Regions from separate parts of the Mus musculus genome. Here all the other regions are linked to region 7. A link is a loop called in an ENCODE intact Hi-C map of the cell type or tissue named here. Cell type or tissue: heart. All regions are shown on one strand. Region 1 overlaps Dst (dystonin). Region 2 overlaps Dst (dystonin). Region 3 holds the start of n-TEttc1 (a tRNA gene). Region 4 overlaps Dst (dystonin). Region 5 overlaps Dst (dystonin). Region 6 overlaps Dst (dystonin). Region 7 overlaps Dst (dystonin).

Region 1 (4,000 bases), 160 kb before region 7:
GATGAGAGTTGTTTGCCAAGACACACTCATCGTCTTTGTAAATGGTTATCTGGTTTTAAATGGAAGAAAGGAAAGCTGAGGTCACCATCAATTCATCTTCCTCCACACTCGATCTTTAGAATTATTATATATATAATAATATATATATATCTTATGAGACAGAGAAATGCCTTCTGGCTAGAAAGCGTTATGACGTCATTTAATATCCAGTCTGCTTTGAGAATTACAGGTACCTCAATCTGTCTGTAGTCGCAGATGGCTTTGATGGGGATGGACGTCTTGAGTGGGTTGTCAGGATTCCTCGGCTTCAGCTGCACCACTGTCTTCGCTCGCCCCATCAGCCCTGCCACCACACTCCGGTACTGCAGGAGCTCCTCCTTTTCCTCCTAGGTAGCAAACACGGCGGGACTTGAAAATTAATGATTCAAACTTCCCATCCCACAGGGCCTCACACAAACCATCATCACTGAAGAATGCCCTGACTACTGGGGACACCTTCCACATCTCCCATCCCTCTTGAAGCCCTCTTCCTTCCTTTTTTCTGGTTATTTTGTTTCCGTTACTACTATGTACCAGTCTATGGTTATTTTGTTTCCTTGTTGCTGTTACTACTATGTACCAGTCTATGGTGTTGTTTCCCTTGTGTTACTACTATGTACCAGTCTACGGTTATTTTGTTTCCTTGTTGCTGTTACTACAATGTAACAGTCTACAAGCATTTTGTTTATTTAATGTATGACTGTGTTGCTACCCTTTAATATCTAGGCACCACAAGACAGGGTGATTCCTGCTTGCTTTGTCCATTGTTATATCTCCAGAAATGAAAACTGACCACACACATCACTGCTAAAGCAGTTTAAACATCATCAAAAACTACCCAAGCCAAAGTCTCAGTTGAATGAGTCAGCTGTGTGTCTGAAGTACAAATCTGTATGTAACATAGAACATAGAAACATAGAACAAAACACTAATCTACCCTGTTGTTTGTATGACAAAGCCCAGAGTTTCTGCATCCTTACCATGGACTCCTGGACAAGGTCTTCCAGTTTGTGAATGCTGCTGGACCTGTCACAGCTGTACTTGCGCTGGATGGCATCTTTCAGATTCCTTAGGTAATCAGTGGCTTCTTTGGCATCATTGAAAAACTAAAGAGAGAAAACTTGGCAGCTGTGGTACACTCAATGCCAGTAAAGCGCAGAGCTGTCAAATCTGGTGCCAGGCCCTCTGTGCGCCGCTGACAAGCCAGGACAGAACCAAAGCACAAAGCAACAACAGCAACATCCTTTCTGAAGCTCAAACTAATCTTTAACTTGGGTGGCTACAGATGAATATTAATTATGCAAAATGTACATGTATATTATGCATTATGTTTGGGCTTTATATTATTTTGATCAAAAGTCTGTTTTCCTTTAGGGTTCAATCAATCTTTTAAGTAGGGGTGGAATTTCATACAATATATTAAAATTTCTAAAGGAAAAAATGAAGTCTTTATGTGGTTGACTCTATAGTATATATTTTTCCTTAATATTGAACAAATTTTTAGAGTGATCTTTTTTGTGCAGTATTTGTGTGTGTGCAAATCAGAGGTCAACAACTGGAGGCTTCTTCATTTCTCTCCACCCTGTTTCTTTGAGATAGGCTCTCTCACTGAGCCTATATAATAATTATTATTATCCATTATTATAAAATAATAATAATTTTTATTATTATACTTCTATCCATATTATATTTCTATTTATCATATATAATACATTATACTATATTATATATGTATATTACAAATATATAAACATATTATATTGATTAATTATATTAATAAGTATTATCAAATAACAAGTATAACTAATTATTAATAAATGTCTCATTATTTGTCTAGGCTGGCTGGCCAGCAAGTCTCAGGATCTTCCACTCACTTTATTTTTTCATAAGTATAGTTTCTGGGAAATGAACTCAGTGCAAACACTTTGCCAACTAAAGCCATCATCCAGCCATAGGATTTCTTCCTTAAAGGCCAGAGTTTCCCCTCTAGGATGAGACAGCAGCACTTAGGTCCTGAAAAGAACGTACTGGCTTACTCCCCGTGTGCTCTGCACATTGTTTCTTTGTGGTAGTTCTGCACCTCGGCCCAAACAGCAATGCTGTGTGTTCACGCTGTGACTCTACCGACGTACCTCGAAATAGGCAGAGTTCTCCTGAATGTGCTGCTCCACGCACTGGCACAGCTGTAGGATCCAGCTCCACTGTGTCTGCATGGCCGCTCTGTACGCCTGAGGGAGGAGACACAGTGAAAGCTGGGCAGATCATTGGAATTATTACATTTAATATATAATAATATTTAAAACACTCATCTATTTGAGGGCTTCTTATTTAATGCAGCGTATTTATCTTTCATAAAGAAAAAATACTGTAGAAAGCACATCTAATTCATGAATTGTGAAACCTGTTTATGTAGAAGGTGCAATTCCTGGCCTCCCAGGAGGGGGCGCTCTGTGTGCATTAAGGATGTCTAAAGCCTGATCTAGCGAATGTCACACTGCTCCTGTCCTGTGGTCAGGCACGTGTTCCTACAGATGTACACTTAGCTGCCTCTGGGGATCTAGCAACACATAATATTATTTGCTCCCTCAAACTAAGCTACATTTCTGCTTGTTACACATGGTAAGTACACAGAACACCATCAGATGAATTTACCCACAAGGAGCTCCATGGGTCCTAAAAATAACCTGCTACCTTTATCCTAAGAGATGGTGAAGAGAAGATCAGCATGACTTGTTGGGACAGTTATTTTCGAGCCACACTGTAGTAAGCACTCAGAAGTGTTTTGTTTTGTTTTGAACTAGCGGGCAAGGTTTATGGTTGCTGATGCATCAGCCCACGCCTCGACCTTTCTTACCTCGATGGTCAAGCGGGCTGGGTGGTTTTCCAGAAGCAGCTGCTCTGCGATCTCCTGAACAGCTTTAATGCTCTCCTCCTTCTGCTCCAGCTCCCGCATCAGCTCCTAGCGAGGAAGCATCAGGAAGCGTATCAGAAATACGGCAAGCTCTTCAGGTCCAGCGCTGGCACCTGAGCCAAGCGCAGCCGACTCACCGCGTGGTAGCTTTTCTTCCGGGCGACACTGCTGTTTCTCTCACTCCAATCATAAGCAACTTCCGACTCCTCCTTTTCATTCAACCAGATAAGCTCGTTAGTTGCGCGGGTTACAAAGTTGTGGAGTGTATCGAGATGTCGCTCCTGATTTCTGGATGTATTCTTTTTAAGGAAAACCCATTGTAAGAGTCAGATCCTTTCGCAACAGGCATAAAACAGAACACTTAAAGCAAACAAATTAAAAAGAAAAAGAAAATACTTACCAAGAGTTTAGCGTACTGACTCTCTAATCTGTGCAACTTATCTGTGTAAGAGAGTTTCAGAGGCGCTGTCATCTGAATCTAAAATATGGAAGCAAAGGCATGGGGAGTTAGGGACGCTAAGTTCTGACTAATACTAATTACTGAGTTACAGGGTCTTTAAGTAAAAAGAAAATAGTATCAAAATACAATAAAATATTTAAAAGCACAAAAATTCATATACCTCACTAATTTTAGCTTCCTTAAGGCTGGATTCAAATTCTTCAATGGCTCGGTGAACATTTTTATGGTTTTCTAAATGGCTTTCAACACTTGGCAAATCTGAGCCCCATTCAGTGCGGTCCAGCTGCACCTAAAAGAGTAAAATAATGATTTACAGAAGAAGGAGGAGGAGGAAGAGGAGAAGGAAGAGGAAAAGGAAGAAAAGGAGGAGGAGGAGAAGAAAGAAGAAGAAAGTAGTAGTTGTTGTTTCAAGAATAAGACTGGACAACTGAGATAAACATTACCTGCATCTCATCAACCCAGTTCAAGAGATCTTGAACAAATTTCATATTGACTTCCTCTTCTGTCAAGTTCTGATCCAGCAAAGACGACTTGAGAAGGGGCTTTCGGATCTGCATTAGCTTCAGAGTCTGTAATGAATTTGGCTCTAC
Region 2 (4,000 bases), 55 kb before region 7:
CTGTAAAGAATTCCTTGCTCCCTTCCCACGCCACAGTTTCTGAGCTGTTCAATACAAACAGAGCACAGCCTTTTGTTGGACACAGACAGAGACAGACATCAGACAGCATACAGACAGGCACAGGCACACAGAACACGCAGACAACAGACAGTCCAGTAAACACAAGCTACAGACAAAGATACAGAGAGGTGACGAATGTATTCTCGCTCTTTAATGTATTTCTCGATGCAAGCTAACAAAGTTTACTGTCAACAAAAAAGAAGCCAGGTGATGCGGCTCATGAGTGCCATCCCAGCAACGTGAGAAGCCGAGTGAGAAGGCATAGTGGGGGTTTCTCAGTTCTGGTGAATATTAAAACCTGCTACACGACCTCTGAAATGCCAGGTGCCTGGAGCTCCCTTTGACAACTCAGACCAAGGGTTAATCTGTCTTCATGAGCTGACCACTCAGGTCACCATTGCTTTTGAATGATCATGCACAGAAACTGACTGGTAAGTCTGGCCTTTGCTTTTGGCCAAAACCTCGTAAGTTACTTGCTTGCCTTCCCCAAGCTCAGAGAACAACAAAGCAAAGGTGAATTTCACGGGCAGCTCTCCCAGATCCCAGATCCCAGATCCCAGATCCCAGATCCCAGATCCCAGCAGGTGCTGGTCCCTACCCCGTGAACACAGTCCGTGGAGGCTGAAGGCCAGGACGCTGTAAGCGTTTCTGCCACTCTGATGACTATATATTTCCTTAAAACTAAAACTCCTTCCTCCACCTCTCCTTCTACTCCTCTATCTATCTATTTATCTATTTATCTATTTAGATAGATAGATAGATAGATAGATAGATAGATAGGTTTTTTGTTTGTTTCTTTCCTAGTTGCTATGTGATTACACAAGGTTTTCCCCTGACCTTGTTCTCATTATATACTTTCTAAGATTAGGGGTTTTTTAATGTGAGACTTCTCTGTCCTAGGAGTTCTACTGAATTCATTCAATAAAACAACGAGCACATATTTTAACAGCTACTGTGAATGGAACCATGAACAACACAGAGACAGACCTGGAAGAAGGAGGTTTCTAGTGTTTATCTTGGGGACTTGCTGTTCATAGTGAGGTTGCACATTCCAAAGTCCATTACATATTACCAAATGTCCACAGACACATAAATAAGTGCAAGCTCCAGATTGTGTGGGAAATACAATAACTGGCATTTCAAAGCCCTTCTGTCTGCCTTGATCCAGCCCAACATTTCCTAGGTATATTTTTTTCTTTCATGAATGAATCAAGGCAGGGTGGGAGAGAGAACAGGAAGGGGAGGGAGGCATGCATATCTGACTGAATGGGGAGAGGGAAAAAGCTCAAAGCTTTTGTAAATAAATGGCCATTTCCATCAAGGAATGGTGGTCTGGCCTCACAAGGAACTCACCTCATCACCTACATTTCCTACGGCTGAATAAATGTGTTTAAGGTATAGTATGTGGTTACCTAAGGCTCAGAGTGGCTTTTGTTAGCTAGCTTGGAAGAGTGTCCGCTAATAAAACAACACTACAAACAGATTAATATACAACTCAGCACAGCAGTAATTATAGTCCAGTTATTACTACAGAATAAGAAGAATTAAGTTTCCCAGAAGGGGGGGGGGGACCTACATGTTCCTGAGCACCCTTCTTTTATAGGCAAAACCTTCTGTAGACAGACAGCACACACACACACACACACACACACACACACACACACACACACACACACACACACACACACACACACACACCTTTAAGGCAGAAGCTGTCTGACTGTTGGGAGATGTCCTCCACCTGCTCAGGTCTCAGTCAGTTTCACTACCCAGTGTTTCTATGCTCCCAAGTGGCTGAAGGGAGAACTGCAAGTCAGTTACCACAAGCCCTGCCGGAGCACCTCCTCCAAGAGGTCCCCTGGACAACCCTTCAGCACAAATACCATTTGTTAGTGTGTCTGGCAGGTGCCCTTTGGTTCCATTTCCTTTAATTACTCTCAGTATTCTGGTTAGTCTGGTCCCCATCACACACCGTTGGACTCCTCGTATGTGCATTATATTGGCAAAATGTCACGTGCTTGTGTAAGCCTCTTAAAAGTGAACCTGGGAGTAAGGAGTCCCTCCCGACCTCCAAAATCCCTGTCAATAGAAAGCTCTTAGAGGGTCCCTAACTCTGTAACTAGAAAGAAACACAGCTAAGGGTGTTAAAAACTTAGACCCTTAAAAACAGCCAAAATGTAACCATTCCCAGCAGAGGTTACTATTGTTTATCCCATAATATAATAACACCTGCAGTCAGAACAAGAAGGGGGTGGGGAGTTCATTTGCGGGAATCTCTTCAGTAGGCAGTCTGGCTGACCACAACTTCCCTAGTGAGTTTACTGATGGATGATGCTAAGTGCCCAGTCTGATGTTATCTCTCTGCTGCTCTTACTGGGACACTCACTGGAGGGCACGCCCAGCGCTCACTGCCCCAGGGAGGCTTCCCAGGGGAATCTCTTGCTGAGTGTTTTGAGTGCATGCTTTGGCAGTGTTCTGCAGTCAGCTACCCCCGTTTATTCTTTTACTTACATAATAAACTCTCATTCAAAACCGAAGCTATTGCAGATCATTCTCCAGACTAAGCAAAACAACGTCCTATGTTCCCATGGCAACAGCAGCCTGCCCTCCCAGGCTGCAGGGTCAGTTCTCAGCTGAGGAGTCCAGCAAATAGACCACGCTCAGAACAATTAACAGCAATGGCCCTGTTTTATGTTTTTATCTTTGCATTCCCAGCAATGACCATGCTACCAAGCAGAGAGAGGACATGCAGAGGTTTCTGGGGAAAGGAAGACGAAAAGAAGAGGAAAGACAATAGGGAGAAGGACTGAAAAGAAAAAAAGAAAAAAAAAACCACTAACTTCATAATCAGAACACTGGTCCATGACCATCTATACCTAAGTAGCTACATCAGCAGAGGTCTTCAGAAGGCCCACTTCTTACTATAAGAGAAAGGCTTCTAAACTTTATATGCCCCAGTACAGGGGAATACCAGGGCCAAAAAGGGGGAGTGGGTGGGCAGGGGAGTGGGGGTGGGTGGATATGGGGGACTTTTGGTATAGCATTGGAAATGTAAATGAGTTAAATACCTAATAAAAAATGGAAAAAAAAAAAAAGAGAAAGGCTTCTAACTTTAAACATTTAACTGTTCACAGGACCATCTGTCATGCTTATAAAAAAGGCCCTGCCTGTTCTGGCTAGACTTATATCAACTTGACATAAGCTATGAGGTAGCGTCCAGACTCAGCTGACCTTCACTGGAGAGGAAGGAACTTCCCATAAGAAAATGCCTCTCTAAGATTGGGCTAGCCTGTAGAACTCTGTTTAATTAGTGATTGATGTGGGAGAGGCCAGCCCATTATGGGTGCTGACATCCCTGGGCCTTGGGTCCTGTAAGCAAGCAGGATGAGCAAGCCATTCATTGGTGAACAAGGCAGTAAGCAGCACCCCTCCATGGTCTCTGCATGAGTTCCTGCCTACAGGTTCCTGTGCTGTTTGAGTTCCTGTCCTGACTTCCTTCAGGGGTAGACTACAATGTGGGAGTGCAAGCCAAATAAACTCCTTCCTCTGCAGTTTCTTTTGGGTCACAGTGATAGAAACCCTGAGACAGGCCCTATAGGAAATGCTGTCTTTGATGGGATTTTCAACCCTGAGTCTCCTGCCTCCTTCCTTTTCTCTTCGGGCGTTTCCTCCTCGATTCCCGGTATTATCCAGAATCGCTGGACTCTAAAGCTCCTGAGCCTCCACCTCCTGCGGAGCCTGACTGCAGACTCGTGCCACCACACCCAGCTCCCACCGATTCCGTGCTTTAGAGTAGGCTAGAGTTCCGACATACGTGGGCTCTAAGAGCTCATAACAAGAAACCGCCACTGCTTTCTTCAAACCTACACTGGAGAAGATAAAAGTCACTGCAGGAGAAAGCTAAGCCTGGACACTACCTTCAACAGAAAGACACCAGAAC
Region 3 (4,000 bases), 430 kb before region 7:
GCTGATGCCCCACCTAGAAATGTCCTTAGTCTGCGCGGTTTCTAGCTTTTCGAGGCATGAAGTTGAGTTATGAAGTTTGATGAAGCAAAGCTGAGCAGTGTAGAGAGCACCTAGTTCTAGGCCATGGTCTCAGGGCATGACAGTGACGTGTGAATAACCTGCGGCAGCCATCTGGGATAGTGAAGCCCTGCAGAAATGGTGACAGAGAAGAAAGGGAGTCTAGAAACATAAGGTAGATCAGGACAATTCCAGTCAATAAAAGTACCTCAGGCTGGGCGTGGCAGCGCGTGCCTGTAGCTCCAGCAACTCTAGAGGCTGAGGCAGGAGGATCACTTAAGCCCTGGGAAGTTTATAGACAAGACAGCACACACACACACACACAAATACACAAATACCAGAATAGCTAGCAGGAAATATTACTTCTGTTATAAAAGGAAAAATAACTCATTCTTCCGGGGAATCAGGGTGACCTTCCTGATTGCACTTAGCTTATAGAAGTGAGACCCAGCTGCTTTGCTGAAGGTGCATTCTCTCACCTGGAAACTGTGTCTTGCTTCACGTTTTTTTCCTGAGCTATCCAGTTGTGTTGGGAAGGGGAATGTAATTGTTTGTGGGGTGTAAATATTTCTTCCTAATTTGTTAATTTTGCTTATATTGGTTTTTCTACTTATGAATTGTAAAAACAGAAATTTGTACAGAAAAATTGAATAAAGTAAAAGCTACAGTAAGTGTCACAGAGCTCTCATTTTATTTTCAGTGTATGGGGGCTTTCCCAGTGTATGTCTGTACCATGTGGTGTCTTCTGCCCTTCGGCGAGAAGAGGCCCTATGTCTCCTGTGGGTGCTAGGAAACCCTGGGTCCTCCAAAGAATAGTCAGGGTGTACTGGCTGGTTTTGTGTATCAACTTAACACAGGCTAGAGTTAGAGAAAGGAGCTTCAGTTGAGGAAATGCCTCCATGAGATCCAGCTGTAAGGCATTTTCTCAATTAGTGAGAAAGGAGGGAGGGACCCTTGTGGGCGGGACCATCTCTGGGCTGGTAATCTTGGGTTCTATAAGAGAGCAGGCTGAGCAAGCCAGTAAGGAACATCCCTCCATGGCCTCTGCATCAGCTCCTGCTTCCTGACCGTCCTGACTTCCTTTAGTGATGAGCGGTTTGGAGGTGTAAGCTAAATAAATCCTTTCCACCTTGCTTCTTGGTCATGATGTTTTGTCCAGGAATAGAAACCCTAAGACACAGGGTTTGCTCTTTTGTTGTTGTTTGCTTATTTGGTTTTTGGTGGTTTGGTTTTTTTTGTTTTTGTTTTTGAGACAGGGTTTCTCTATGTAGCTTTGGCTGTCCTGGAACTTGCTCTTGACCAAGCTGGCCTCAAACTCACAGAGGTCTCACTAGTGCTGGAATTAAAGGTGTGTGGCTCCCCCTTTCATCCTCTACACACTACCCCCCTGGGGGTGCTCTTGATGACTGAGCCATCACTCCAGACCCTCTTAGGTTTGGGTTTTTTTTAAGTATACTGTAGCTGTCTGAAGACACTCCAGAAGAGGGCTGTGAGCCACCATGTGGTTGCTGGGATTTGAACTCCAGACCTTCGGAAGAGCAGTTGGGTGCTCTTACCCACTGAGCCATCTCACCAGCTCTTAAATCAGTTTTTAAAAGAAAGTGGAATTTATGTGATTTTTGGATTTGGGATTGTATTAATACAGTAGTAAAGGAATCATAATGAACTTCTGGGGTTTCAGTTGGATGTTAAGTGAGTCCGGCACCCAGCTTTTCTACCACCGTCCATTTCTGGCTGTGTATCTCCGAAAATTATCTCATAAAGCTACAAATTTTTAACGATAAACAGCAAGAAGAATTACAAACCTGGGACAGCACATTCTTCTCCCCTTTAGCTCTCCGGTGCCTGTATATGTGGGGCTGTTATGACTAGAAAGAAAAGGACCCTCTTCCTTCGTTTTGTTTTTAATTTGAGATGGGCACAGTTGTAAACCAGAAGGGCTATGGCCTCGCAAGAACCCACTAGTCTTTGCCTTCCCAGTTTTGGAAGCATGAAAGGCATCCACCGAGCTTCTTAGCATTCTTCTGTCAGTAAAGTGACATCTCTACATGGAAGAGAGGACCGAGACCACAAAATTTTTGGCCATAAATTCTTCCTGAGGACCACCTCTCCTGGAACGCTAATCACACCAGAGTCACGAGATTAAATCTAGAACCAGACACAAAGGCATTTATTGCGTGGCTGGGCTTCGGGTGTGGTGGGCTCTGGGAAGCGCGACGCTGTGGCTGCTGGGATAGGGTGAAGACTGTGCCCTCGGCTGCTGGCTACTGACTTTAGGCACACTCCCACGCACGGAAAAAGTTCTATCTTTCGGGTCACGGGCTCCGGCAGCGTCCGGATGCGGGCATTCGTCACTATTTCCTGGGAAGCGAAGATGCTGAAGATTTTGGAGGGTGGAGTTTGCACAAGCGGCCCTAATGACGTAGGTAACATAAGAGCAAAGGAGAGACACCTGCCGGCAGCTCCCATATGGTCTAGCGGTTAGGATTCCTGGTTTTCACCCAGGCGGCCCGGGTTCGACTCCCGGTATGGGAACAGTATTTTTTTATGATTTGTAAATAATTCGTTGCTATTCGTGTCTTGTTGCCGCTCCTAACACCTCGCATCAAAACAGTGGCGTAGTTTCAGGAAACTGGGGCCATAGGGGTCATCGATCTGCGAATAGACTTTTGCTTTCTTCATAACCCTATGAACTAGGTTTTTTTTTTTTTTGTCAAGCAGTAGCTTATTTCAGCTAATTATATCAACTATTATTTACATTATATATGCAAAACTATAGATATTGAAGTTAAAAGTAATATTTAAAATATCGAGATAACATTGTGGGTTGTCCATACGGAGGTTTCTACTGCTAGCCCCTTCCCATATTTTCGGCCCGGAGTAAAAGATTTCTTGTTCCTGAGTGGAACAAGCAAACAGAAATGGAGACTGAGAAAAAAAGCAGGGAGAAGGAAGCAGAGGTGGCATCCCGCTAGCAGGAAGTGCTCGCCGCACCGGGCTGTGAGCCGCCACTGCAAGCTAGTGGATGTGTTTGCTTGTTTTTGAGTTTTGTCTGTGCCTGATTCCTCTCTCCAGTATGGAACTGTCTCCAAACGTTTTTTGTTTGTTTTTGTTTTGTCAGGTTTTGTTTTGTTTTTTGAGACAGGTCCCTGTATATACCTAGGCCGGCCTTTTAAACTTAACTCTCCTGTCTTGCTTCCTGATTACAGGTGTGCATCACTTCTCTGGGCTCTACTTCTGAGTCTACGCGTGCACGGAGGACCAAACGTAAGAACACTATACCAGAGTGACGTTCCAAGACTTCTGTGCATTTGCCTTTGTTAACCCGAGGTTTAACGCGGGGCTGAGGTGGTCTGCTCTGAAGATGGAGTTGCCTCTGTCCCTCTGCACTTGAAAGTTTTAGAGTACTGCCTCTTACCACAGTCCATGGCAGGAGACACTGGAACTCCCCGGGTTGTTACTGTACCCTCCTCCCTCCTCTTCTTGGGGCTCCCAAAACTAGATTTGAGGCTTGTTCAAAGTGTGAGCTTGTCTCAACGGCAGCACAACCTGTGTCTCTCACCTGGCTGGCCTTGCCCTTTCTTTCTTTCTTTCTTTCTTTCTTTCTTTCTTTCTTTCTTTCTTTCTTTTTTTTTTTTTGGAAGCAACTTCTGCTTCCCCACCCCACCCCCACCCCAACCCCAGCTGTGTTTTGAACTAATCTCTCTGTGTCTTGATTTTCCTCGGCAGTTTTCTTATCCTCTAACCCTCTTTCTTTAACCTCACTTTCTATGAAGGGCTCCAGCTTGACAAGGCAGACTCCCGTCTTGTATCCAGGCCTCCATTTTATACAATAGGCCCTGTCTTCAAGGTAAACTCCAATTACTGGAGAAACCACAAACTGTTTCGGAAGGAGCCACCCTAGACTCTAACAGGAAAACACCCAAAGTTCCAGAGCCTATAG
Region 4 (4,000 bases), 96 kb before region 7:
TCTCTCTTTATCTTTTTATAAACACATCACCTACTACATGACTCTGTAGTAATAATGAATTAACTTCATGAACCAGGGCCAAATTAATTATCAGAAACTTAGGAATGAGCTTAGGCAAGTATACTCAGCTCCACTCTGGTGAGACAGGCAGCTTGGGACAAGCACACTTTCAACTGTTCACAGCCCAGTGCAAGGTCACTTTAACAACATGCCCTTGCTTTTACAACTACTTATCAGAGCTTCAAAGAAAACTGGATGGCACCAATGTGGGATAATGCAGAGGAGAAAACACAGAGGTGAGGGGCACAATAGGATTCCGGAGTAAAGGAATCCAGTCCAGAGATTCCAGGCAGCTGCTGAGTGAGCACCAGAAACAAAACTGATACAAATCAATTGTGTGATCACAGCCAGGAAAGGAACACAGTGGAGTGCCACCGGGTGATGCAACAGCCTGCACACTGCTCAGCTGAGTATCCTAGGGGCTTTGTAAATGAGTTGCAGGATGTGGGTGTTTACCTGCTAATAGGACTGAAACGGATCTTGATCCCAAGCAGAACAGAAGAGTCCGAAAACTTAAAAACACCTTAGGCCTGTGCATTCCCGATACACTGCCTATCCTCCAGTCTCCTTCAGGTCTCAGGCCCAGTATACACTTAACAATTTAAACAGGAGAGTCCAAGTCTGGCCACTTGGGTAAACAGGAGATGAACACAGCAAAGATATCGCTAGGGTTATTTCTTAAGAACACACCAGTGTTGTTCTTTTTGAATATTTGTTACCCAGGTTCATTTTGCCCACCTGGCAGAATTAATGATGTTTCCTGGTAAGAGCACAGGGGACTTAATGACAGACCAGGCAGAACTCAGTGATGGCTGTGACCTTGAGCTGTGACCTTGAGCTGCTCCAGAGAGGTGTATTCATTGAGGGAATGGCCCCAATGACTGGTTGTAAGTCAGCACTGGGTCTTTTTCTTATGGGAATGGAGCCTAATTGGAGGTCTCTCTTCATGAGAAAACACAGCAGAAACTTTCTCGCAACTCTAAACTTTAACTATGGCGGTCCTTTCTTACAGTTGCCAACAAGTCTATTCTACATATCTTCCAGTCAAATGGAGGCAGTGCCCCTTTATCTAAATTCTACTGTATATAACTTAACATCTTCTAAGCAAGTTTATTAGTAAATCCTTATATCTATTTTAGTACTTCAAATTTCTCCTACATCACTCACAGTACTTAAAATATTCAGCGTGGCTGCCAAGGATGTAGGGAAAGAGGAAGCCTGATACCTTGCTAATGGAAGGTGAGCCATTATGGACTCAATATAGAGACTTATCAAAGGATTAAAAATAGAACACCCATATGACTCTGTAGTGAGGATTTTGGTTTCTTTAGGAAACACACAAATATGACTGGAATGCGGCTTAGTTTTACTCCCAGGTGTGAGGATATGGGGCTGCTCCACAGTAGGTGACTGTGATTTGCCTCAGGCTCTAGCAGGAGCGTGGTGTTGCCAGCTGCAGATAGTTTCTGCCAGTGGCATTTGGAGTTCTGGGAACTTTTCAGAGGCTATGTAAATGCTAGAGCCCTGATAGGGGTGGATGGTTAGCTAGCTGCTGTTTGGTTGTAGTTTGTCCAGTAGTTGTGATAGAAGAGACAAAACAAAGAAATTAGATATCCTGATGGTGAAGATCAAATCTGCACCAAGGAACTGCATGCCCCAATCAGCATCTATTGATATTATCACCTCATGACACACACACACACACATTCTTTCTCGAGTGCTCGCTCTCGCTCTCTTGCTCTCCCCCCCCCCCCGCCCCACCTCCTCCCTCCCCTCTATTCTTCTTTCTCTCCTGCCTTGTTGACTTATGTTAGAAGGTTGAAAGGGTGGAATAAGGTTGGACGAAAAAAGAACCCACAAAATAGCCAAAACTCCAGCTATATGACCCAGCTTGACACTTGCCCAGGATACTCCACATCCTGACACTGAGATACCTGCACATCCATGACCACTGCTGCTCAACTCACAATAACAAGGAGATGGAATCCACCTGGATGCCCACCCCCACAACACACCTTCTTTAAAAATTCAAGAACGATACCAAATTATCATGTTTACTAATTTTAAAACTGAGAAAAAAAATTCTGATCTATTATAACAAGTGTGTATAGTATGGGGTAAGCTATACTATCAAGATACCACAACAAAAAACTAACTTCCCCTAAGCCCTTAGAGGTGAGTTGCACGGGCAGCTTAGATAATGTGGATGTTCTGTCAGTCTTAGAACAAACTGGGAGCCACTAGCTTGGATGACTAAACTGACTGGGAGTCCAAGCCTGCTCCTCTCAGAACAGGCAAATGCTGCAAACTCTTGCAGGGCAGAAATGGGGCACATACAGGCATCTCTTGCAGAAACACTTTATATGGATAATAGAAAATGCAATTGATGAGCAAAGGGGTGCTTAGAAAGGATCTGGGGACAGAACTCAGCAGTAAAGAATAGCTCCAAAGCACACCTTAACAATAGGTTTAAGATGTAATGTATATGTAACATGACATATATATTAATTAAAATACATTTAAGATGCAATATATATTCTAAATAACATGGGAATGGATTTTCTGGTACAAACAGAAGCCATTTAGCAGAGGCCATGCTTTTCAGCACTGACACTGACAATGACTCAGTGAGCACCTGCATGCAGAAGATTCATTTGAAGCTCTTCCATAAAATGAAGATGCAATAGCTAAACTTACACAATTACTACATCAAATTACAGCAGTACACTTTGACCAAGGGAAGACTAGTAACTTATTCATGATAAGGTCTTGCTGCTACACAGCCCAGGTTTCATACCCATGATTCTCTTGCTGTCATCTGGGATTACAGGCAGCAAGCACCATGATCAGCTAGAAAACTGCTCATACACAACATGAAAAGCACACATGGAAAAGAAAATTCCATCATAAAGGGTATCTATCTCCAGTCTTAGACAATACACGAATAAGCATCCTATCAAAGAATACAGGCAAGTGGATAATAAAATAACCACACTGGGTGTATCAGGAAACATCAATAAATAGATGTCAATGCTGCTACACAGCAGGGCAGAGCGGGGTGTATTTTCAACAAAGAGAAATGACAAATGGCTAAGGTGATGGATAAATACTCTGATCACTGTATGCTGTGGACATGTCCTGAAGTGTCACACTGTACCCCAAAATACATGTAATTACTATGTGTCCATAAAAGACACTAATAGGAGGCTGGAGAGATGGCTCAGCGGTTAAGAGCACTGACTACTCTTCCAGAGGTCCTGAGTTCAATTCCCAGCGACAGTGTACTCACATACATAAAATAAATAAATAAATAAATCTTTTTTTTTAAAAAAAAGACACCAATAGATTTTTAAGATAAAAAATATAACATATAAATGAAACAAAGAAGACAAACCTCTTAATTAACAAGGGACAAGGGAATAGCTTCCTCAAATACTGAAGAGCAACCATATAGGTCTTCCACCTATAAGGGATGTGGCCCGAGAGGAGGGGGAATAGAACAGGAAAATTATAAACAATGAAAGACAGCTCCATTACAATTCAAGCAGACACGTAATGAACCATAAAAAAGGCTGTGACAAAGCAGGGCAACAAAGCCTGTCAGAGTAACTAACACTCTGCAGTTCACGACTATGCTGGTATAAAAGTATCACTTTCAAACTCTCCCGAAGCATCTCCCAGAAGGATGTTAGCAGCAACTATTTGACAAAAGCAAAATAGGCTTGAGAAACACTGGGTTCAACAGTTTGTCTTACCAAAGAATTTCCAGTCTTTCTAATGCTAATGTGTAACATAAATCTTTCAACTAGAAAGTGTTTCTTTCCAAATTCTTCTGGCTCCAGAAACCTTCTTCTCTCCTGCAGGCTCCCTGCCTCACCTGGTCCTCACCGATCTGGCTTCACAGGAAACATGATTTGGGAAGTGTGGGGGCCTATGTGCT
Region 5 (4,000 bases), 110 kb before region 7:
GAGAGCTGGAATTTGGCCTCTTGGACTATAGAACAGAAGTCAGAATGTGGAGGACTGTACTGTGTGCTACAGGGTCACTACATAGTCCTTTTTAAACAATACTTCTTATTTTTATTGGCAGGGTGATTGAACCTATTTGGGGACTACAGTGTATGATGTGTATAACTGGCAATAATCAAATGGGCATTTTAGGCAATCTATAGTATCAAATGTTTGTCTTCTTTCTTTCTTTCTTTCTTTCTTTCTTTTTTTTTTTTTTTTTTTTTGTATATGTTGGGAACATCAAAATCCTCTCTGCTATCTACACTGAGGTATTCAAGTGTTTTCTTATTTAACTTTTACCTATCACAGAGCTAAGTTTCTATAGACTATTACAAAAGAAAAAAATCAAGAGCCATGAGTGAAAGACATCAAGCTTAAGTGTCCTGCTGAGCCAGAGCTTTCCCAAGTTACACAATGGTAAAATGTAGGTGCTATTTAAACTGAGGGTAAGAAATATGGGTAACACGCAAGATAAAGTCACCGTGTTGACCTCTGAAAACCCTTTAACTTTGACACAGGCTAACATGCAGATGGCATTTTTGAGAAGCCGCTACACTGGAGTCTGGTGTGAGGGGGAGGAGGGGCAGTCACTTACTCCAGTGTCGCTTACCTGGCATCCATCATCCCTAGGTGCATCCTTGGAGACAGAGGACACACCAGAAGAGAGGGAATGGCACCTCCTTTTTGTGAGCTGAAGACGGTGTACTCCGAAAGGGTGACCTCTCTCATCACTGTCCTGTTCCAGGACACTGTGACAGCTTCTTGAGAGGTTTCCCATAAGTGCACTGTTTTTGAGGGACTTCTCTGTGACACAGAGAATGGGACTTGAGCTGGCTGCCGTTTGGGAAAGAGAAACATTGTCTTTTCTCAGGAATGTTCTGTGTTTTGAGTTGACATCATCTAAGTGTCTCTCCGTCTCTGGGCAATATGGAGGGCTATCTTCTTCTGAAATTATCTTGTCTGGGATGCTAACTTGGACTTCTGAGTATCTCCCCTGAGCAGAGGAAACTGTCACTCGGTGGGGGTAGCCGTCCACAGAGCTGGGCAGAGGTTTCTGGTCACCGTGCTCTGTGGCTGCCCTCTTCCCCAGCTGCACAGCATCTTCCTTAGTGGGGCTTGCGGCAGGGTCCTCCCACGGCAGTTCTCCGGAGGACACAGCTGGCTGTCCCCCAGCAGGCTGACTGACGCCCTTCTTGCCTTCTCTTTCACTGCTTTGCCGCACCGGCTCGGTGTCATCTACAACTTTTTGGCAAGGCTTTCTTCTGAAATACTTTCTTCCGGGAGAGTATTTTTCAGGACTCAAGGGACTTTTGGCAGGATCGAAATATGGCTCTTCTTTCTCAGCCCGCACACAGCCACAGACATTCCCCATTTGATTCACGGGCACTCACGGCTCCACGAACTCACTCATTTCAAAATCCGGGGCTTCCAGGGACCCGCTCCACCAAGTCCCGAGACGCCACTCTGACTTGTAATTCCTAGCAGGCTGTGTGACTATCCTCTTCAGCCCGAAGCCATGTTGCTTATGAGAAAACCACTTGCAAGAAATGCTGTGGCTTCCTGCCAGCCGGTCCTGTGTCTTATTAGGCACTGTGGCTCATTCCTGGCCACCAGTCCTCTCAGACAAACATGACTGCTCACAGTCAAATCAGACACCAGTGAACTTCCACGGCAAACCCCGAGGCTCACTACGGAGACCACGGCCCTCCAGTTAACACTGTGCCTTCTGAAATGCACACACACCCTATCGACAGCTGCATTAACCTCTGAAGCTAAGCAAACAGAAAGTAAACACAGTCCGGAGACTCGCTAGCAAAGTGTCCTTCAAGTTCAGTCTCAAAGTGCCTTTCACAGTCAAGCTCAGGGAGCCACCCCTGGAAACGCCACCTAATTTTAGGGCCCCCACACAAATAGATGAAAAGCTTGTGAGTCTCTAGTGTTAAGACTAACTCAGAAAAAAGTAGCATAGAGATAGGACTCAACAATTGGATGAAGGGAAGATAAATATTGAAAGCCGAAAATACCTTCAATTATGTCTAAAGCTAGTCTTTTAATACGGCTTTGAGACAGTGCTCAAATCATAAATCTCTGATTATCTGCTCACTAGGACAGGATTGTCACATGACCAAAGAACTACGTGAAGGGATTTAAAGGTGGAGCACTTAGCTAAAGGAAGTGTGCTCACTCTGACACATGCATTAGGGCAGTTAAACTTTATGCTCTGCGATTGCACTTGGGTTAAATATTAGACAGCTTTAGCAGGGTCAGGGTGGGAAATTAAGGAATCAGTATGGACTCAATACTCTGAGCTGTTTGTATTCCTAACCCTGAGTCACAGACACGGTGCAAAGGAAGTCAGCGTGACAGGGAAGATATTGTCACACAAGCCAAAGTCAGCTGGAAAGTCGGTACCTGCCTTTCCTGAGGTAGTCTTTCTCTGAGGAGGGGCTATCCAGTCAAGGGTCAGGTTGACACACTGATGTTACAGACATCTGTAACATATCTGTATTGTAAGGGTTTTCTTAATCATTTAGAAAGAAAATTAAACATTAGCCAGTGATGTTCTAGATGAAGGCTAGGGGGGAAAAATGTCTTGGGTTTGTTTGTTCTTAAGTTTTCAATATGTGCAATGACAACGGAACACGGTTTGAATGTGGAATGGCTTCTGTGTGTACTGCCAGGGTGGGGAAGCAGGCTGAGATTGGCACACCCTCCACCCTTCCCTCCGGCCCTGCCAAACTAAGCAACTGTCCATGGTTAGGTCACACGCCCTGTTCCCTTCCAGAAATGGCTCAGCCTTTGCATCTGCCTGGTAACTGGTACTTTTACAGCCTTCTTCTCCAATGCCCTGCCAGGCCTGGCACAGATGCTAAACTTTGCTTCAGACACTTCCAACTGTATCTCCACTGCCGATGGATATACCACCCTTGGTTACGCTAACTTTAAAGAATCCTTTAACAGACAGCACACTGTACCTCATCATGATCTCGAATACAGTGGTTTATGACGTGAGACCAACAGGAATATAATTCCTACCTTCTGAATGCCAGACTGAAAAACAGATCCAATTTGTGATGCTCAAAAGCAGTATTTTAAAAACCTACCACTTCTGTAAGAAGTGACAAACTTTGTCATATTCATACAATGAATACAGGAACTAAAGGCTGTAACACTCTGAGTGAGGGCGGTCACCACTCTTTCCCTGGGCACAGCCAAGAGTTTTAATCCACAATCAGCACAGCATCAAAAAAGGCTTTATTTCATTTACATTTTACCCAAACAACCATATTCAAGCTGTCAGTCCTCCTGTCCCTAATCCCTGATGTGGAAACACAAGCAGTTGCTGACTTAACACGTCATTCTTAAATGACCCTTTGCGTTAACGTTCCTCAAATGTAGAGTCTATATGCTCTACTTCTAATTCCCATTTACCGACATCCCCATCCGTTATTTCCTTCTTCCTGCAGTAAGTAGCTGGGGACCGTTCTCTCCGGTCTCTGGCAGCATTTCAGACTGCTGACCATCCCGTTATGCTCCCATTTTTCTTCCGAGGTTTCATCCATTCACTTTTCTGTTGCCTTACACATTTCTACTCTCTTTCCATAGCAAGACCTGCTCCTGCATCCCCCGTCCTCTTAAGGACCTTTCTCTCTGACAGAGAAGCAGCCACTTCTATGCTGTTACTTCCCTGACATCTCAGGGTTGCTCTGCAGCAGAATGGAACACAGGACGGCTCACGAACCCTTCTAACACATCCGGACGGTAGAACATCTTCCGCAAACCACCACCCCAGGTCTCACGCTGTGATTTCTTCAAGTTTAACCTGAGCTCTCTTCTCCATTTTCTATACTCTGTGGCCAAGTTTGTTTGTTTGTTTGTTTCTTTCTTTCTTTCTTCCTTTTTTCTTCAAAATAGCACCTCTTAGATAAAATTTTTATCCCCACCTGGCCTATATCCC
Region 6 (4,000 bases), 110 kb before region 7:
ACCAAAGACTCGTGCAATCCTCAGAACCACAGCTTATCAACAAATGCTGAGCTCCGACATTCAGTAAGTGCGACGCTCTCTGACACTTATGTCTACAAAAGAACTGAGAACCTCAAGTGAACACCAAAACTTACGTTATCATGTTGGACACCTTTGTTCCTTATTTCAGGGAGCATGACGGAGGAAGAGAGACACTTTGCCACCATTGTCCCCTGTCATGTGACAACACAGGCTGCCTTTGCCAGATCCAGAGTGTTACTCTCTTGATCTCCAGTTCTCAGCCTCTAGAACCACAAGCGATGAACCCTGTCCTCTGTGATTTACACAGCACAGAAGCTGCGCAAAGCGCACTGAGCCGGTTATCTACGTATGACAAAGAGCAGACTGGTCTACCAGGAGTAAGAACCCGGCTAGCATGACTTCTAGAAGGAAGGTGTGAACTATGGAAATATTTTAAGAAACGCAGTGCAAAGTGTTAACTGTTGCCCACCCCTACCCGGGAGCGGTGGTGCTCGCCCACATTCTTGAAACACTGCTGCTATTCAAATGTCTACCTGCTTAGGCAGATGCATCCCAACCCCCCAGTGAGACTTAGCCCCTCTTAGTCGCTATTTTTCTGAACTCACACCTAATGAGACATTTTTTTCCCAGCAACAGGCATCCGAAAACACTGTTAAATATTTGCCTCAGTAAAGGCACACGATAATTGACACAGTTCAGACCCAGTTAACCCTTTACATTCCACAACTCACTCCTCGGCAGACTTATTTAATAATAATCACTTAACGCTAGAGTCTGAAAAATCTCATACCTGGCGTCTTTTCAAATAGTCGAGTGCAATCTGTACGTTCTGTAGCCTGTGAAAACGCATCCGACCCTTCTCCCGGGGCTAAGGACAGAAAATGGAAGGTGTGAAAAACTACAGCTTGTAACACCACTGACCATGCGAATTTAAAGATATTTTCTGCTCATCTTAATATTTTTAAACTATTTGTTAAGTAGACACAACAATTTAAAAAAAAATAGAGGCTTTTAACTCTTCTCTTTTATCTGGGACTGAATTTGAAGAATGAGGGGCCTTTTCTAAATATATCTTAAACCCATGCTTTACTCTAGAGGCCTCATTTAAACAAAAGGGAAGCCATAGAGCACAGAGACTTCCTAGTGCTCGCTAGCAGAGCAATCCTGGCCAACTGGTGCTTAGCTATGAATCCATAAAGATAATCATAATTCTCTATTTTACTTCTTATAGTGTACACTATTAGCAAGACAAGTTTTCTAATTATATTTATGGATTTATGAGAATGGTAAAACATGCAATTAGTACATTAAAAAAAAAAACCACACTAAGGAGAAAGACAGAGGTTTGTTTAGCAGTGACAGAGGAGAGGGAAAGGCCACTCACACTACTCGCTACGTTTCCTCTGTATTTCACTGCATCCAGTCTTTACACGAAGCTGGATGTAACACGGGCAGAAAGGACTGTGTACTTTTGTGTTACACTGGATGTGACTGTTTTCCTAGTCTCAGGAAAAGTGTCAAATCATAGCCATTTCCCCTACTGCCATTTTCCACATTAGCAGAGGAAAAAGAAAAGAAAAGGGGCTGGAATTTCCCCCATGAAACAGTCTAAGAGCAAAATAGGTGGAAGAGACTGACTCCCTCCCTCTCATCCACGAGCTGACATCCAAGGCGTTGAGATAAAAAGACAGCACACCACAAAGGGAAAGAAAGTCTAGTATCAGGGGAGAGAGATGCTGGGTAGTCACCAGCTGGATCTATAGAAGCCCGACTCCCATGGAAATCAGGGTGGTGGGATGCTGGAGGCCAGAGACGCTCACCTGTCTCTGCAAAGGCGCCTCACCTGTGTCAGCTAAATGTCAGTTAGACCGCCCTGTGGATTCTATGGGACACAAGACAAAGTCTTGTCCCCTTCTGCGCCCCACAGATAAAGAACAGCCCTCTATGCCAATAAGTTTGATTTAAAGGAAACTGTGAGCACCCCTGTGCCTCAAAAAGAGCAGTAAGTTGTCAAGTTCAAAACGTCAATTCCAGAAGGGAATAAATGTGCATAAAAATTAGTATACTAGTTATCAGGGCCCTATGTTTATACAGAGCATAAAAAACTCTACAATAGCAGGGCACAGTAATGTATGAACATGTTGGCCATTTCAGCTCTGAAGGTAAATCTAAAGAGAAAACATTTCCTCTGCCCAGTCTGTGAACGTGCGCGTCACACACCTGTCTGGGCCTGGGTCCCTGTCTTTTCGCTAAAGCCCGTGAGTTACCGGCCTGCCGGGTTAGCACTGCACACGCCTGCACACACGGCCCTGCTAGGTTAGTGAGTTACGGGGGTGACACCTACCCCCTTGTCCTCATCCTCCTCATGCTGCGCACACTCGCATGCTGCTGTTGCACTCACCAACCGTAAGGTCTTCAAAAAGTCTCGCTCCCTCGGCTAATGAATATAACAGACAGAAGACAGGACAGCAAGGAGACAGACAGACAGACCGGGAATGAAAACAAGAGCATGAGCGGAATGCAGTGGGGGAGAAGAGGTCACCGAACAAGGGAGCAATGGTCACACAAAGGGAGGTGATGCCTGGCTTAGCCCAGCTCTCGGAAAGGACACTTACTCCCTTGCTATACACAAGTCTTTCCATGTGTGGTTATACAGCGCCGCTGACTGATTTTAAGTCAATACAAAACAACTCAAAGGTTTAAAAAAATAAAAAGAAGAAGCAGAAAGAAAAGTGGTATGTTAATTATAGAGCCTATGGAGAAAGCAGGTATCTTCAGGTCTCCGTTCACGTCACAGGAAGATGGATGCGGAAGCAACAGAACAGCACTGACTCTCTTCTTCTGGCTGAACTCGTGGTCTGAGAGAACGATGCAAATGCCTAACGTCTGGGCTGCAGGCGCCCTGCTCACGTGTGTATGGAATTATAAGCTCCGCAAAAGAAATCAGGAAAGCGCACACTTACCAAGGTGTCTCCAGACAGAACCTCCAGGAGGGAGATCAAATTGTGCCCGTCCCTCAGATCCTCGTAGAGATCGTTCACGTGCTTCCGAACCTACGGCGACAAAGTGGCCATCTTTAGTCCTGTAGCTCAGAACGAACCAGGCAGGGTTAACAACAGACACATGCTTCACGGGTGTTCACCTAGGCACCTATTTTTCTGTTTTATTCTCTCATTACTTGAAAATAGTTGAAAATTTAAAACCTAAAAATATGGTTTTCAGGGTGACAATATATAGAGACAACAAGAATTACTGCTTTGTAACATCTCAAACTGAATATTATCCTGAACTACAATGACAGGCCTACAGATTTTAAATATAAGTAATATCCTGATTTTATTCCTTATCCCTGACACAACCAAGGCCACCTTAAAAATGAGTTGTATTTTTACCTCCAGCTGGTCTTCATAGTCTCTAACACATAACAACAGATCAAGAGGCACTTTGTAAAGACCCATCAATGAAGGCTGGGGTACAGGACCCGGAATTCTATGTACCATTTCTACAACTTCCTATAACTCTTTCAAATAATTTTTAAAAGCAAAGCCTAGGTTAGGAGAACGTCTATCCAAATCTTCTTCACAACTTAAATTCTGCCCTGGAGAATCTAAGTCACACTAACGTGAAGTTGGCCTTCAGCCTATAGCAGCTTCCTGTGTTCCCTCACCTGACCAGAGCCTATGGAGTTAGAACTAGAGGCTCTCTGAAGACCCTGACTAGTCTGCTTCCCGGGGACAGTTCAGTAATAAGTTCCCCACTATGAGATCTGTGCTCCACAGACAAACACCATAGCAGGCCAAGAAGATGGCTGGTCCACAGGGGCAAAGACATTCCCAGATTTTTCACCTTTCTGCAAGTCAGGACTCTATTACTTTGAGATGCTCACAGGAAAGGAACCAAAGAAAAGACGTATGACAGCGATTGGCTGTGATCCCTTTGGGGGGATCACACAACCCTTTCACAGGGGTCACCTGTCAGA
Region 7 (4,000 bases):
GAATTCATGTGGTTTTAACAGTAAATACTTTGAGGTCTCAGTCACCTACCTCAAACTCAATGGACATTTCATAATGAATAGCACATGGCCTCCGTCCTCAGGACTTGTCCCTTCTGTACCAGCACTGTCCCAGGTCCCTCCAGGCCTTCCTTTCCTACAGTGCCCCCTGAGGGGTAGCAGCTACTCCTGATCTCTATGAGTTTAAGGCCAGCCTGATCTATGTAAGGAGCTCCAGGTCAGCCAGGGCTATACAGTAAGCCCCTATCTCAAGAAAAACCAAATCAACAACAAAACTTCACAGAACAGGCAAGCAGATGTTTTGATGCCCTGGGCAGGCCATGAAGGTGGGCATACACCTTCCCTTCACCTGTGGTTCTCCTTCTGCTGTTAGTTCTGGTAGAGTCTCTCCTCTCCCATGAGTGTCAGAGCTGCAGGGGGCTTTCAACAAGACAGGCAGGCCTAAGTGACTAAATGTGTCCCTGAGGAGAAGGTAAAGGGAGCCAAGGCCCAAGCCACCTCACTCTCACTTGGCTCCCAGTCTCCCTCCTCTCTCCCTCCTCTTCCCCTTCCTGCTCCACCCCTCCTCAAAGGCTGGGCGAGACCGGAGGCAGTGGCCGCATCTCACAACAGAAGCCAAAAAGAAGCTCAAGCCTGTTGCCGGAGAAACCCTGACTACAGAGTGACTGGCCAGGCTCTGCTTGTTTTTCTTAGAATAAAATAAAATAAAATAAAATAAAAATTCCACTTCAGGGGCCCCAAGGAGACTCTCTCTAGGCTGCCTTGATGACGGTAATTTGGGATGGTCGCGGCCCCCAGGAAGACAAAACCCCAATATTTGCATTACCTGGGAAGCAACTATGAGAACACAGCCCCCAACTCCTGCGCAGTCACAAGTGGGGGCAGGGAGAGGGAAGAAGGCCTGAACATCTGGCCTTTGGCCTTTGTAAGTGACTACCCAGAGCCCCATCCTTCTCTATTACCATTTCCAAGAAGGAAAAAAAAATTGCTAAAGAAATGCAGAACTGTCCACCCAGGAGGCCCTTACAGGCACAAGCCCTGCTGGAACCACAAGGCCTGAAAGCTGCTCACCCTGGTGTTCTCAGTTTACAACGGTGAGAAACAAGCTCCCTTCTGGTTCAGTTTGTATGGCCAAATGCAAGGAAACACCCCACACACAGGACACAAACACTGGCATCTCCATGGATTAATTAATCAAGAGTGCATGATGGCCCCTCACAAGCACAAAGCATCTATGGCCACATGATGCTCACAGAAAAGCTACATTTAAAAAAACAACAGACATCCAAATTGCTGGGTTATGCGCTGCATCCTAAGTACCAAAACCATGAGACTTGAGTTAGACCTGCGTAGCTCTGCGCCCTTGGGCAAAAGAAAAAAAACAAAACAAAAAAAAAAAAAGGTTGTTCCAGCAAAATATTCCAGGAAGTCACTGGTATTAGTACTCTCAGGTTGCCTTGATGGTTAGTGTACATCCGCAGCAAAGTTTAACACAGATACCAGTAAATATTTGCTTGCTTTCAGAATCTACCGATTCATCCAACCAGAAAGCAGAGTCAAACAGCTTAGTCACCAGAGCAAGCAGGCAAAGCGCTCCACGGAGTAAACATGGTCATTTCCTCCCCCACCTGAGACAAATTTCTGCCCAGTACATCAGCCTGCAGCTACAGCACCAGGAGAACAGATGGGTGAATTTCTGCCACCCTAGTCTCCACTCCATCCCCTCCCCCACTCACCTGCTATCCGAAGCACAGCCCTCTCGGCTGGGTCCAGCACCGAGCCCCCTTGAATCTTTCTTTTGGATCTCTCATGCTTGGGCAAATTCCAGGGTAAGGTGTCTCCAGGAGCCGGAGATGCTGAGCCAGATTTCTGGCTGAAATCATCCTCGTCAGAAAAATCCGCAGAGGAGGACATAGAACAGCGGTAGGACGCGTTCCCGGAGCTCTGAGGAGGATGACACAGGAGAAGCATTAGCTACCGACCGCTCGCTCGCTCGCAAACGAGCATCACTCACTGAAGACCATCGATTACGATCACTCTGCCCCCTCCCCACCTCTAAATTGCGCTGCGCCGTCCCCAGAGAACACGCACACAAATAAAAAAACAAAACGAACCCCAGGGCTCACCATATCTTCTTGGCCAAGTCTGCTCCCGTAGAAACAATAAGCAAGCTGTTCCAATACATGGAGACCAGAAGGAAGAAGTGTGTGGCCTGCGCTCCAGCCACCGGCTCAACAAATGACTGGGCCAACAATGAAGCCAGAATCAACAGCCTTCCTGTGACAAATCTACAGTATCTGGCTCCCCCACCAGGACAGGAGAAACATTTTCCATTACTAGCCTTCTGGTTAATTCATTAATGCAACTAACTTTAAGTTTCATAAACACAGCACAAATACAGGATGCTGGGTCCCACCTCCTTCCCGTTTCAAGCCGCCAGGGCCACTGGAGCCTCCTTTTAACCAGTTTTGAGCCCTGTATTTAATTTTCTGCATGAGACTGAAGCGGGTTCCCAGAAAAGGGTGAGGAGGGAGGGAAGGAGGGCTGATTCTGAGAAGAGCCTTTTCTTAAGACCGGGAGAACACAAAAGCCTGCTTTCAAAGGCCGAAGGCAACGCCAATAAACAAACATCTGAACTCAGTTTAGAGTTCTTGAGATAATTTAAACTTCCAGCAGCGAAGGGCTGCCAATAATGTAAATGAGGACACAGTGCGGGGACAGGAAGCCAAGTTCTCCTCAGCTGCAGCCATCAGGAAGATGAGAAACACAGACTTTTACCAAAACCACTCTGCCTGAAGGTTACTCTTCCTGGATCCTGCAGGCGCTTAGAATCCTCGGGGTCATAATGTTTTCATAAAAGGCACATGGTCTTATTCCTTCCCTCTTATTGGGTTGTGTCTGTGAGTATTTAGACAGCCCACAGCTCAGCAAGGAAGAGATGCTGTAGACTGGATTAAGAATTCTGAAGAGTATCAAAGGGAAGTCTTCACTTGCCCAGGCTCACAGTGAAGAAGCCAAACTAACATAACTTGAATTCGAATTCCTTGAGATGGAAGCTACAGCCATGGATTCCCCAAGCAGCAAGCTGCAGGCAGAAATCAGCTCAATGAGACAAGCTCCAATTTGAAGTAATAACAGTGAGCTACTCACACTGGTACCTGCAGCACCAACAGGCTGTGTGTGCAACTCCCACAGGACTCACATGCGGCTTGTCAGACAGACTGTCACCAGTCAGGACCACTGATTTTGCCACTGTCCATTTAAACCGTGGCTGTTCTACCGTCAAAGCTACTATGGTAAAAATTCATATATCCCTCCAAATGAGGCATGTTAAGATTTAAATCATGCTGGCTTTCCTAGTAATAATAGCACCTTAAGCAAATCTGACAAAAGTAAATGAATAAACTTGGATTTCTATATTCTAGCTTCAGTCCATCCTGAGGTGTGTGTGACATTAGCTGTTATGAACTTAATTTATTTTCCCGAGCTTTTGTGAAACTTCAACTTGAGTTCAACTTGAGTTCTCTAAGGTTCGTCATTTGCGGAATCTGAAGGGAAGGAAGGGTGGCATTTTAAAGACGTTTAAGGGCTACTGGGTTTCTTTGGTTGCCTTGGGTTCCTCAAAATGGCTTCCTATTTGTCCTTATTTAAGGTCCTTACTTCATCTCTGAGATTGTATTTCTATACTATTTTAGAGAGACAGTAATTTGTTAATGTTTATGGAGGTGGGGGGAGAGAATAACTGCTCTTTTCCAAAAATCACTGGCTATTGATTTTTGCAGAGTAAATTTTCTAATGGCCAGAGTCTCAGCTGACTGAAGAACAAAATGTGATTTATGCCATGCCAGCACCACTATTAATCACCCCACAGCCAGATGGGACAGTTACTACCCTGGACCCCAGGGTGTTGACTGGCACAGCCTCTAATCTGGTCATGTCATTGATAACCAGATAAGAGAGAACAGTAAGAAACATACTCAGG

The links. Peaks named below come from ENCODE experiments on the same cell type or tissue, not always from the same donor. Only the 100,000 strongest peaks of a DNase experiment are listed, where the experiment ranks them.
Region 1: a loop joins it to region 7, with 6 times the contacts of the local background. A loop is called at or near these places in 26 of 42 quality-filtered maps.
Region 2: it touches region 7 in a loop (3-fold over the local background); 17 of 42 quality-filtered maps call a loop at or near these places.
Region 3: a loop joins it to region 7, with 3.0 times the contacts of the local background. A loop is called at or near these places in 7 of 42 quality-filtered maps.
Region 4: a loop joins it to region 7, with 2.9 times the contacts of the local background. A loop is called at or near these places in 9 of 42 quality-filtered maps.
Region 5: a loop joins it to region 7, with 3 times the contacts of the local background. A loop is called at or near these places in 9 of 42 quality-filtered maps.
Region 6: it touches region 7 in a loop (4-fold over the local background); 10 of 42 quality-filtered maps call a loop at or near these places.

What each region holds. Positions count from the first base shown.
Region 1 is chr1:34,163,325-34,167,324 of GRCm38, reverse strand. It overlaps Dst (dystonin), which reads right to left. Exons shown (of 103, transcript NM_001276764.1): 17 at 3,854-4,000; 18 at 3,571-3,699; 19 at 3,351-3,428; 20 at 3,088-3,249; 21 at 2,894-2,998; 22 at 2,172-2,267; 23 at 1,020-1,145; 24 at 234-383; 25 at 1-49. It overlaps Gm26788 (predicted gene, 26788), which reads left to right. Exons shown (of 3, transcript NR_165804.1): 3 at 230-1,480. Among named protein-coding and RNA genes, the nearest start is that of Gm26788, 13 kb to the left of the region's middle. In heart, a CTCF peak has its summit at 2,456 (motif pointing right); a DNase peak (open chromatin) is centred at 2,494.
Region 2 is chr1:34,059,177-34,063,176 of GRCm38, reverse strand. The region is part of intron 4 of Dst (dystonin); the gene reads right to left. Among named protein-coding and RNA genes, the nearest start is that of Mir6896, 56 kb to the left of the region's middle. In heart, a CTCF peak has its summit at 1,884; DNase peaks (open chromatin) are centred at 1,866 and 2,496.
Region 3 is chr1:34,433,404-34,437,403 of GRCm38, reverse strand. It overlaps Ccdc115 (coiled-coil domain containing 115), which reads left to right. Exons shown (of 5, transcript NM_027159.2): 5 at 1-734. n-TEttc1 (a tRNA gene) reads left to right here and starts at 2,521; the gene lies at 2,521-2,592. In heart, no CTCF peak of the experiment used is centred here; a DNase peak (open chromatin) is centred at 2,403; H3K4me3 peaks cover 2,239 bases; H3K27ac peaks cover 2,229 bases.
Region 4 is chr1:34,100,277-34,104,276 of GRCm38, reverse strand. All of the region lies in intron 5 of Dst (dystonin), which reads right to left. Among named protein-coding and RNA genes, the nearest start is that of Mir6896, 15 kb to the left of the region's middle. In heart, no CTCF peak of the experiment used is centred here; no DNase peak of the experiment used is centred here; H3K4me3 peaks cover 943 bases; H3K27ac peaks cover 1,100 bases.
Region 5 is chr1:34,119,045-34,123,044 of GRCm38, reverse strand. The region is part of intron 8 of Dst (dystonin); the gene reads right to left. It overlaps Gm51742 (a long non-coding RNA gene), which reads left to right. Exons shown (of 3, transcript XR_003948640.1): 3 at 1-406. Among named protein-coding and RNA genes, the nearest start is that of Mir6896, 3.7 kb to the right of the region's middle. In heart, no CTCF peak of the experiment used is centred here; DNase peaks (open chromatin) are centred at 675, 1,604 and 2,794; H3K4me3 peaks cover 524 bases; H3K27ac peaks cover 1,391 bases.
Region 6 is chr1:34,113,007-34,117,006 of GRCm38, reverse strand. It overlaps Dst (dystonin), which reads right to left. Exons shown (of 103, transcript NM_001276764.1): 6 at 2,985-3,074; 7 at 812-889. Among named protein-coding and RNA genes, the nearest start is that of Mir6896, 2.4 kb to the left of the region's middle. In heart, no CTCF peak of the experiment used is centred here; no DNase peak of the experiment used is centred here; H3K27ac peaks cover 482 bases.
Region 7 is chr1:34,004,153-34,008,152 of GRCm38, reverse strand. Dst (dystonin) reads right to left here. Exons shown (of 103, transcript NM_001276764.1): 4 at 1,755-1,962. Among named protein-coding and RNA genes, the nearest start is that of Dst, 98 kb to the right of the region's middle. In heart, a CTCF peak has its summit at 2,330; DNase peaks (open chromatin) are centred at 572, 1,692 and 2,282; H3K4me3 peaks cover 1,766 bases; H3K27ac peaks cover 1,326 bases.